Linked DNA regions of Homo sapiens: region 1 is linked to region 2. Evidence: chromatin contacts called from ENCODE Hi-C or POLR2A ChIA-PET data. All regions are on one chromosome and are shown on one strand. The core of a region is the stretch at or near the end of the contact, and the rest is flanking DNA. Distances in the headings are between cores, read along the strand shown.

What was found. Hi-C counts contacts between places; a loop is a spot of excess contacts on that map. ChIA-PET counts read pairs that join two places held with the same protein, here RNA polymerase II (POLR2A). Pooled maps may share reads with other maps.
Region 1: a map of CD8-positive, alpha-beta T cell shows a loop between it and region 2 (16-fold over the local background). The contact joins the promoter of HASPIN here to the promoter of ANKFY1 in region 2. A Hi-C loop is called at or near these places in 1 of 168 maps with a recorded cell type or tissue (CD8-positive, alpha-beta T cell) and 5 of 50 pooled maps. POLR2A ChIA-PET finds 5 or more read pairs at or near these places in 1 of 52 experiments (activated CD8-positive, alpha-beta T cell).

What each region holds. Positions count from the first base shown.
Region 1 is chr17:3,720,120-3,725,554 of GRCh38, forward strand. HASPIN (histone H3 associated protein kinase) reads left to right here and starts at 3,784. Exons shown (of 1, transcript NM_031965.2): 1 at 3,784-5,435. The coding sequence starts at 3,817. It overlaps ITGAE (integrin subunit alpha E), which reads right to left. Exons shown (of 31, transcript NM_002208.5): 27 at 3,569-3,625; 28 at 3,169-3,264; 29 at 188-283. It also overlaps a transcript of P2RX5 not described here. RefSeq lists a silencer at 3,685-3,844 and an enhancer at 3,714-4,469.
Region 2 is chr17:4,262,103-4,268,029 of GRCh38, forward strand. It overlaps ANKFY1 (ankyrin repeat and FYVE domain containing 1), which reads right to left and starts at 1,877. Exons shown (of 25, transcript NM_001330063.2): 1 at 1,830-1,877. The coding sequence starts at 1,839. RefSeq lists a silencer at 1,174-1,323 and an enhancer at 1,974-2,063.

The DNA of each region.
Region 1 (5,435 bases), core at 2,534-5,033, 540 kb before region 2:
GGCCTCTTAATTGCCTTATTTCATAAGAAGCTGACTCACTCAAAGGTCACAAAGGCAGCGATGGCAGAGCCAAGATCAGAAGTGTTAAGGCTGAAAACAGGAAGAGGGCAACAGAATGTCTGTGGAGGTGCTCAAAGGTTAGGCACAATTTTCCTTGGGCACTACTCAGAAGCCAGCCAGGAATTACCTTAGTTCTGTGGTTCTCTGCATTCAGTCCCTCATATAGAGATTTGTTGAAAGATATTTCACCAAGGATCTGCAGTTCAGTTACATCTTTTAGTAACTAGAAGATGGGGAAAGGAATGAGGGAAACAAAACATATTTTAGACATGAACTCACTGTGTTTGAACAGCCTTCACCACCTTTCCCTTTAAAGGTATTCCTGGGCTTAGTTAATGGCCCTAACGTACACAACACTACATAAAGTTACCCAAACAAGACATCTGCAGTTATTCTTCAACTTCCTTTTTTTTTTTTTTTGAGATGGAGTTTCGCTCTTTCGCCCAGGCTGGAGTGAAGTGGTGCGATCTCGGCTCACTGCAACCTCCACCCCGTCAGGTTCAAGCGATTCTCCTGCCTTAGCCTCCCGAGTAGCTGGAATTATGGGCATGTGCCACCATGCCAGGCTAATTTTTGTATTTTTAGTAGAGATGGGGTTTTGCCATGTTGGCCAGGCTTGTCTCGAACTCCTGACCTCAGATGATCTACCCACCTCGGCCTCCCAAAGTGCTGGGATTACAGGCGTGAGCTGCCGCGCCTGGCCTTTTCTTCAACTTCTTTTCCCTTGTGCCATCCAAAGTCAGTTCTTGACTGACTGACTTATTTTTGAGACAGGATCTCGCTCTGTCACCCATGCTGGAGTGCAATGGCATGATCATGGGTCACTATAGCCTCAACCTTCCAGGCTCAAGTGATCCTCCCACCTCAGTCTCCTGAGTAGCTGAGACCACAGGTGCACCCCACCACACTGGGCTAATTTTTGTATTTTTTGTAGAGATGGGGTTTTACCATGTTGCCCAGGCTGGTCTCAAACTCCTGGGCTCAAGCAATCCACCCACCTTAGCCTCCCACAGTGCTGAGATTACAGGCATGAGCCACCACACCCAGCTTATTCATTTTATTTAACGTAAGAGATTTTTCCTTTTTTTTTTTTTTTTTTTTTTTTTTTTTGAGACAAGGTCTCACTCTGTTACTCGGGCCGGAATGGAGTGGCTCAATCATAGCTCACTGAAGCTTCAAATTCCTGGGCTCAAACGATACTCCTGCCTCAGCCTCCCAAGTAGCTGGGACTACAGGCATGAGCCACCATGCGTGGCTAATTTATGTATTTATTTATTTTTAAGAAATGGGGTTTCACTATGCTGCCCAGGCTGATCTTGAACTCCTGGCCTCAAGCAATCCTCCCGCCTCAGCCTCCCAAAGTGTTGGGATGACAGATGTGAGCCACCACACTCACAATTCTTTTTTTTTAAATTATTTCTTGTATCTGTCCCTTTCTTTTCCACCCCCATTGCTACTTCTTCAGTTGAGACCTCACAAATGTCACCTGGATCACTGTAAAACATTAAACTTGATCACTTGATCACTAGTTCCCACTTTAGAATAAGTGATCAGGGAAGGCCTCTCTAAGAAAATAACACGTGTGGCCGGGTGTGGTGGCTCATGCCTGTAATCCCAGCACTTCGGGAGGCTGAGGTGGGTAGATCATCTGAGGTCAGGAGTTCAAGACCAGCCTGACCAACACGATGAAACCCCATCTCTACTAAAAATACAAAATTAGCCGGGCGTGGTGGCTCACGCCTGTAATCCCAGCACTTTGGGAGGCCAAGGAGGGCGGATCACCTGAGGTCAGGAGTTCAAGACCAGCCTCACCAACATGGAGAAACCCCATCTCTACTAAAAATACAAAATTAGCCGGGTATGGTGGCGCATACCTGTAATCCCAGCTACTTGGGAGGCTGAGGCAGGAGAATCGCTTGAACCCGGGAGGCGGAGGTTGCAGTGAGCCGAGATCGTGCCATTGCACAACAAGAGCGAAACTCCGTCTTGAAAGAAAGAAAAGAAAAGAAAAGAACACCTAGGTCGGGTGCGGTGGCTCACGCCTGTAATCCCAGCACTTTGGGAGGCTGAGGCGGGCGATCACCTGAGGTCAGGAGTTCGAGACCAGCCTGGCCAACATGGTGAAACCCCCTCTCTACTAAAAATACAAAAATTAGCTGGGCGTGGTCGCCGGCGCCTGTAATCCCAGCTACTCGGGAGGCTGAGGCAGGAGAATCACTTGAACCCGGGAGGCGGAGGTTGCAGTGAGTAGAGATCGTGCCACTGCACTCCAGCCCGGGTGACAGAGCAAGACTCCATCTAAAAAAAAAAAAAAAAAAAAGAAAAGAACACCTGAGCTAAATTTAAGAAGAAACCACCTACGTCAGGACCTAGAGGAAGAGCAGTGTCAAGCAAAGGAACAGCAAGTACAAAGTCTTGTGGCCAGAATAATGCTGTACTGGCGAGCTAGAAGAATAGGACAGAATAACCCGATTATAAAAGGGGCAGTGGGAGAGAAAGGCGAGTACTAGGAGATGAAGTTGAAGAATTAAGCAGAGACCAGATCAAGTACTGCCTTGCTCTGGCCATGAAAAAAGTATGGATTTTAGTCTAAGTGTGCTCAAGCATCAGTTTTGTTTGTTTGTTATTTTTAATAAGCAGGGGAATGGCACAATCTAATGTCTGCTCTTAGAAGACGGATAGCTGTTACGTGGGAATTATTTGTAAAGAATGTGGGAAAAGCAGAGGCAAGAAAGGCAGGCCGAAGGTTATTGCAACAGCCCTGGCAAGAAAGGGTAGCTTGAATTACAACGGCAGTGGAAATGGAGAGAAGTGAATGGGTTTAGGATATATTTTGGCCCTGAAATGGCAGGGCTTGCTGCTGGAATAGACGTGGGGATGTAGGAAAGAGGAGTCACAGGTAATCCCTCGAGTTCCTTGTACTGTAACTGGAGTATATCTCCCTCCTGAGGGTAGCTAAGGAACGGGTTGGGACAGAGGGTTGGTTTTTTGCACCAAAAGATCTATTTTGGACATGGACATGTTATGCAAAGATGCTATTATCTCTTCTAGGGGCGATGCCCGTGAGCAACTGGATAATCAAATCTGGAGCATTTCAGTCTCAAACACCTCCTCAGAGTGATCCCAGGAGATCTCTGCAGCCACGGTGACATTTTCTTTATCTGAAGCGATGACACAGCTCACTGAATGCCATTCTTCCACATGCTGGAAAAGCGAGGTCTAGTGAACACAATTCCTTTCCGTGCGGAAAGTCTGAAATCTTTTTAACACTTCGGACACAGAGCATCGTAAGGTCCCAGAATAGAGGGTGTGAGCAATTTCAGCGCTCACCTCGGCCCAAGCGAAGCTCCAGCGGGAGCAATTGAGACCCAGGGACGAAGCTAGGGAGGGCCTGGCAGCCCCCGGCACTGGCCGGCAGGGGTAACCCAGGAAAAACAGTCTCCTGGCCTCTCGTTACCCGCTTCAGGCCCTCCGCCCTCCCCTGGCCTCTCGGGACGGCCGCGCTTACCTGAACCGAACTGTACGCACAAGCGCGCTCCTGACTCCAGGTGCACACCGTGGAGGCCTGAAACGAGAGCCATGACCGCGACGCGCTGAACAAACCAAGCCGCCAGTTTTCCGTCCCGTCCCGGCCCCGGCCCTGGCGAGGTGCGCATGCGCAGGGCCGGGAGCTAGGACCCCGCGGCAGGCGGGCGCGTCCGCGTCGCACGGAAGTCTCGCGATGTTTGCGTTTGAACCTCTTGGCGGGTGCCGGCCATGGCGGCTTCGCTCCCGGGACCTGGGAGCCGGCTTTTCCGCACATATGGGGCTGCGGACGGCAGGAGACAGCGGCGGCCGGGCCGGGAAGCCGCGCAGTGGTTCCCGCCGCAGGACCGGAGGCGTTTCTTCAACAGCAGCGGCAGCAGCGACGCCAGCATCGGCGACCCCTCGCAGTCCGACGATCCTGACGATCCCGACGACCCCGACTTCCCCGGCAGCCCGGTGAGGCGGCGGCGGAGGCGTCCCGGCGGCCGAGTGCCCAAGGACCGGCCCAGCCTGACCGTGACCCCAAAGCGCTGGAAGCTGCGAGCTCGCCCAAGCCTAACCGTGACCCCAAGACGCCTGGGGCTGCGAGCTCGGCCCCCGCAGAAGTGCAGCACACCCTGCGGCCCGCTCCGACTTCCGCCCTTCCCCAGCCGCGACTCCGGCCGCCTCAGCCCGGACCTCAGCGTGTGCGGCCAGCCCAGGGACGGCGACGAGCTGGGCATCAGTGCCTCCCTGTTCAGCTCTCTGGCCTCGCCCTGCCCCGGGTCCCCAACGCCAAGGGACAGTGTCATCTCGATCGGCACCTCCGCCTGTCTGGTTGCAGCCTCAGCCGTCCCGAGCGGCCTCCACCTCCCAGAAGTCTCCCTGGACCGAGCATCTCTCCCCTGCTCCCAGGAGGAAGCGACAGGAGGAGCCAAGGACACCAGGATGGTCCACCAAACCCGCGCCAGCCTCAGGTCAGTTCTCTTTGGCCTTATGAACTCAGGAACCCCTGAGGATTCTGAGTTTCGGGCAGATGGGAAGAATATGAGAGAGTCCTGCTGTAAAAGGAAACTGGTGGTGGGAAATGGACCAGAGGGTCCAGGTCTGTCAAGCACAGGCAAGAGGAGGGCCACAGGCCAGGACTCTTGTCAAGAGAGAGGGCTTCAAGAGGCCGTCCGGAGAGAGCATCAGGAGGCCAGTGTTCCCAAGGGCCGCATTGTGCCAAGGGGAATAGACAGGCTGGAGAGAACTAGATCAAGCCGGAAGAGCAAACATCAGGAGGCAACGGAAACCTCTCTCCTCCATTCCCACCGCTTTAAAAAGGGCCAAAAGCTGGGAAAAGATTCGTTCCCCACCCAGGACCTGACTCCTTTACAGAATGTCTGCTTTTGGACCAAAACCAGGGCTTCCTTCAGTTTCCACAAGAAGAAAATTGTGACTGATGTGTCAGAGGTCTGCAGCATCTATACCACTGCCACTTCTCTCTCTGGATCCCTCCTATCAGAATGTTCAAACCGGCCTGTCATGAACAGAACAAGTGGTGCTCCGTCCTCTTGGCACTCCTCCTCTATGTATTTGCTAAGCCCCTTAAACACTCTAAGTATTTCAAACAAAAAGGCATCTGATGCTGAAAAGGTTTATGGGGAATGCAGTCAGAAGGGTCCTGTCCCCTTTAGCCATTGCCTTCCCACAGAAAAACTGCAACGCTGTGAGAAGATTGGGGAAGGGGTGTTTGGCGAAGTGTTTCAAACAATTGCTGATCACACACCCGTAGCCATAAAAATCATTGCTATTGAAGGACCAGATTTAGTCAATGGATCCCATCAGAAAACCTTTGAGGAAATCCTGCCAGAGATCATCATCTCCAA
Region 2 (5,927 bases), core at 627-3,126:
ATTGCTTGAGCCCAAGAGTTGGGAGACCAGCCTGGGTGACATAGTGTGACCTAGTCTCTCTCTTTTTTAAGACAGGATCTTACTCTGTCGCCCAGGCTGGTGCAGTTCACTGCAACCTCCGCCTCCCGGATTCAAATGATCCTCCCACCTCCCTAGTATTACTGCGAGGACCACAGGCACCCGCCATCACTCCATTCACTCCAGGCTGGAGTGCAGTAGCACGATCTCAGCTCACTGTAACCTCCGTTTTCCGGGTTCAAGCGATTCTTGTGCCTCATCCTCCCGAGTACCTGGAATTACAGACACGTGCCACCACACCTGGCTAACTTTCGTATTTTTTGTAGATACGAGGTTTCGCCATGTTGCCCAGGCTGCTCTTGAACTCCTGGCCTCAAGCGATCCTCCCACCTCGGCCTCCCAAAGTGCTGAAATTACTAGCGCGAGCCACCACACGGGGCCAAGACCTTGTCTACACACACACACACCCCTTTTTAATTAGCCGGGTGTGGTGGCGAGCGCCCCTGGTCCCAGCTACTCAGGAGGCTGAGGCAGAAGGATCGCTTGAGCCCAGGAGACTGAAGCTACAGTGAGCCGTGACCGCGCCACTGTACTCCAGCCGGTGGGACAGAGCGAGACCCTATCTCAAAACACACACACACACCCCCCAAAACCAACTGGGTGTCAGTCACAGCTATCTCTGTAACTTTGCCTAAATTCCTTTATCAATAAAGGCAAATACACACGCCAGGCCTCCTTCACGAGGTTATCTGAAGTCTAATGCAAATGAGAAAAGCCGACCAACTGTCAGGTGCTGCCCAAATCTAAGATCCATCAAGTGATGGGTTCAGTCAAAGCTCAAAACCAACAGGAAAGGTCGTGGCCAAGCACACTGCAGTCACTCAATAAACAAAGGTCAAATAAGGAATACTGTTCTCCAATAATGGGGTGAAGAGGAGAACCAGGCTGCCCAGATCCAACAATGTCCCTGCACGATTCCTGACAGGTAACTCCCCGTCTCTGGGCCTTCTTTCCCCCTACGTGTACAATAAGGCTTTGACAATGAAGGCTTCTAATTACTGCTACATTAAGACAGGCAGACTCTGAGAGACCAGAGTGCCTTAAGCTGCAATGTCATGAAAAGTGCACGAGACCAGAGGGTAGGCACTGGACGGGGAGGCAAAGGCACAGAGGTCTGGTTTGAGCAGCCCTCTTGTGAGCAGTGTGACCTTGGCCAACTCCCTTCCCGCAAACCCCTTCCTCCCGTCTTCATCTGTACGCCTGGCCTGAAGGCTGGGGTTGCAGCAGAGCCGGAGCCGCCAGTGCGCCCGCCTGAAGCGTGGGCCAGCTCGCTGCTGCCTCGCCCCCACCCCACCCCACCTCACCCCAACCCAGCCCGAGGAGACCCACGCTCTTCCGCAAGCGAGGGATGGACCCCTTCCGGATGCAGAACGTGCCAGGACAGCAGTTTCGATTTCCTAAGGAGAAGGCTTACTTCCCCCGGCGTCCCGGCACCGCCGGCAATCAAGAGCCTCCCGTGCTGCCCTCGGGGCCCCGCGGCTGCACGCAGCACCGGCGCGGGACCTGCCAGCCCGGCTCCGCAGCCGGCCGCAGTCCCGCGGGGTCGGCATCGCGGGAGGGACGTTGTCATAGGAACCGCGCTCCGGACCCCGGCCCGAGAAGCTCCGGAGAGGCTAGACAGGAAGGCTCGCGAGACCCGCGGAGCCCCCATGCAACCACGCCCGGCCTTCCCCTCCCACGGCAGCTTCGCACGGCCAGCAGCGCCCCCACAGCTCCGTGTCTTCCCGCGCGGCTCCACAAAAAAACCCTACCTTCCGCCATGTCTGGCCCGGCACTGCCTGCAACCTCGCGAGAAGTGCGCGGCTCAACCGGGGCGGTGCGGAACGGAATCACCAAGTCTCGCGAGAATCGCGGGAGGCGCGGCAAAAGGCGGAGCCGAGGGTAGGAAAGTGGGTGAATGAAAGCGGAGGGGGTTGCTGGACTCTGGGGGAAGCGGAGAGCCGGGTTTCTTTTTACCGGGTATTTTTGAGGCTCGAGATTTATTAAGCACTGACTGAGCCCTGTCATATTCCACGTCCTTGGCAGGGCACCGAAAAGGATGACACAACGAATGCAGACTACTCTGGAGAAGCTTGGCAATGAGAGGGTCGAGAGAGGGGGTTTGTTGGTCCTTAGGTTTGTAAAGAAAGGAGAGGCTGGGAGAAAGGAGTCAGTGGAGAGGTCCCTGGGGAGGTAGGATGCTCTGCATGCGATGCAGAACTCAGGAAAACGGATTAAATTTAGACTAGAGGCAGGTCACCTGTTATTCCACTAAAACGGTAGGAAACAAGAACATGCGTGCAGATATATAGGGGGGAAGAAAATCAGGGAGATCGTTTGATGACATCGATTTTATGGGTGAAGTTATGAGACAAGGAAGGAGACCAAGAAGAGCAAAGAAACTTTGGAAGAGGACGCTGAAGTTGGAAGGCCTGGTTTCATGTGCCTCATGTATGTGTTGATGGATCACTTTTTTCTAGAACTCAGCCACCAGGCTGCAGTAGCAGATATTTTGAATTATAGCATTTATCCAGGGCTTGGGATTGCATTGCCCAAAATAAATTGAGGGTGCTATGAGACGACAGCCCAGGCCATCAAACGTGGGATACAGACTGGCTAGGGACTGATGGAGGAGCCACGAAACTGCAGGTCTCTGATAATTGAAGGCCAGTGCAGTGCAGGCAATGTTGTGAGAGCTTGGTGGTTAAAGTGGCAAACAGGTTCATAGTGAAGTAGCACTAGGAGATGAGAAAAGTCCAGGACAGGCCGGGCGTGGTGGCTCACGCCTGTAATCCCAGCACTTTGGGAGGCCGAGGAGGGTGAATCACCTGAAGTCTAGAGCTCAAGACCAGCCTGGCCAACATGGTGAAACCCCGTCTCTACTAAAAATACAGAAATTAGCCGGGCGTGGTGGTGCATGCCTGTAATCCCAGCTACTCGGGAGGCTGGGGCAGTAGAATCGCTTGAACCCGGGAGGCAGAGGTTGCAGTGAGCCAAGATTGTGCCACTGCACTCCAGCCTGGGCAACAGAGTGAGACTCTGTCTCAAAAAAAAAAAAAAAAAGTCCAGGACAGAGCCACGGAATAGAGTGGCTGAAGTGGAAGTGAGAAGGCAGGAAAATTAGATGTTGGGATTTAGAGGTAGGAAAGGAAAGGAGCATCAGGAGCTAAAATCTTTGGTGAATGTGGGGAGGACTATACGATTAGTTAAGACAATTGCAAAATGGAGGGCTAAACAGTAACATAGCTGAATAGCATGAGACCTTTCTTGTTTTTTGTTTTTTTTTTTTTTCAGAGATGGAGTCTCTGTTGGCCAGGTTGGTCTTGAACTCCTAGTCTCAAGCAGTCCTCCCACCCCAACCTCGCAAAGTACTGAAATTACAAGCATGAGCCACCATGCCCGGCCCAGCATGAGACCTTTCAAAAAAGACTTTTACTCAAGGGAGAATCAAAAGAATGCATCAATAGTTCAGGATTGCAGGGAAAGTGGTGGCCTTGGAGGACAGCCAGGAGTAAGAGACAAAAGGTTGGAAGGAAGGATCTGAATTAGCTATACCTGGTGGTGCAGGCTTTTAGTTGTCGCTACTTGGGAGGCTGAGGCTGAGGCTGGAGAATTGCTTGAGTCCAGGAGTTTGGGACTGCAGTGAGCTCTATCCTGCCGCTGCACTGCAGCCTGGGTGACAGAGCAAGACTCTGTCTCTAAAATTAAATAAGAAAAAGAAAAGAAATTTAAAAAGAAGAATCTGAGAACAGAATAAGAGTGTCAGAAACGAAAAGGAGGATTTAAAGTTGGAGAAGCTTTAGGTGCTGTTAAGGATAAGCATTAGTGGGTAGTGAGGTGGAGTGGAGGAGGAATTTGGAGCTTAGATCGTGGGAACATAGAGTCAAGCACTGAATTTTTGAGGAAGAGTAGGAATTCTGGCTGCCAGGTACCTGGGAGATGAGAGACGGTGTTGAAACGTGTAAGCCTTTTTGTTGTGGCAGGAGACGAAAGGCACGAAGATGGTAGGGGAGAACTTTCCCTACCATGGGAAGGCCATCGCTTAAAGCGTCCCTGTCTGTTGAGAATGGTTTATAGGGGTGCCCAATGGTGAGTCTTTGGGGCCTTCAGAGTGGCCAGGCAGGCCAGGCTCCTCTGGATGCAAGCAGCCTCATCTTTTTATGGTGGAGTACCCTGCGAATATTGCCTGGGCCATAACGTAAAAGCAACATGAAAGTTGTTGTAAAGTACTGTCACAGCTGACTCCCGATTTTGCATGATGACTATCGTTACCTCAGCAGCACCAGCCTAGGGTCTGGAATATAGCAGGCACTCAAAATGTTTGATGAGGTGTTTCCACTGTGTGCTATTCTGGGAATTAAGAGACCTGAGTTCAAGTTTGGCTCTGCAGCTACTTGCTGTGTTGATGATGGGCAAGTCCTTGCAAGCCTTATGCTGCATCTCAGATTCTACCTATTTGACGAAGAACTTGGACTAGAATCCATGGTTCCTAAAGATTTGGAGGGCCATGACCCCCTTTGAGAATTTGATGAAAACCAGAGACCCTCTCCGTTTGAGTAGCACACAAATGTGTGCCGTTTCAGTGTGCTTGGACTGGATGGCCATGATCAAAGAACAACTCGCCTGAAGGGATTGATCAACTCGGGGGCTTGACTGCCTCCTCATCACAACCTCGCTCTAAGGAGCCCTCTACCAGAGGATAAAGTACCCATCTTAGAAATGACTTAACGGTATCCCTGGGCCCTTGTCTGGTTTTTTTTGTTGTTTTTTTTTTTGGTTTTTTTTTTTGAGATGGAGTCTTGCTCTGTTGCCCAGGCTGGAGTGCAGTGGTGCGATCTTGGTCCACTGCAACCTCCGCCTCCCGGGCCCAAGCGATTCTCCTGCCTCAGCCTCCCGAGTAGCTGGGATTACAGGCACACGCCACCACGCCCAGCTAATTGTTTATTCTTAGTAGAGACGGGGGTTTCACCATATTGGCCAGGCTGGTCTCGAACTCCTGACCTCGTGACCCACCCACTTCGGCCTCCCAAAGTGCTGGGATTACAGGCGTGAGCCACCACGCCCGGCCAGCCCTTGTCTTTTGAGGGGACTCTTACTGACCTGTAACCCCTGAGTTAGAGAGAAGGTAGTAAAGCCTATGAAATAAAGCACTCATAGTACTCAGTAAACTACAGCACCCACCAGGTTTGGATGGAGCTATAACATTAGCTATAACCAGAAATACAGACGTCTTGAAAAAGCTGAGCACTGGAGCATGGTCCATTTTAGACCCACTTCAGGTTTTGCAGTCAGATTCAGAGGGACTTAGTGTGGTGCTGTCTCAGACAAGGAACATGAAGAACAGGAAGGGAATAAATGCTGTCTACCGTAGCTTCAAGAGCACAGGGGAACAGACTCAGGAGGCAGTGCGGTATCATGGCAGGGCAGGAAGAGGAGGACACCTCCAGTGCTAGTCCGATGAATTGGGTCAAGCACCGGTCTCAACACATCCACGCTCTGTGAGCTCTGGTTTCCTCACCTGTGAAGAAGGGCTAATAACACCCAGTATGCAAGGCAGGCGGTGGAACCGAATCCCAGCCATGCAACTTGTGTGCTGTGCAACGATGGCAAGTTAACCTGAGCCTGTTTCCTCATGAGAAATGATTACCTTGGAAGCTGCTTCTAACAATGTGACTAGAACCTTTAGGAAAAACACATAGCACAAGCTTGCCACAGAAGAGAGGCTCAACAAATAGAAAAACTTGATTTCCAGCGCTCTTGTTGGGAATAAATGGAAGTCACTGTGAATATTGCATACTGCCGAGAAGAGGAAAAAAATCAAGTTTCTTGCCTAGGACTTTCTGTGCAGCTCCTATGTCTTAGAAGATGTG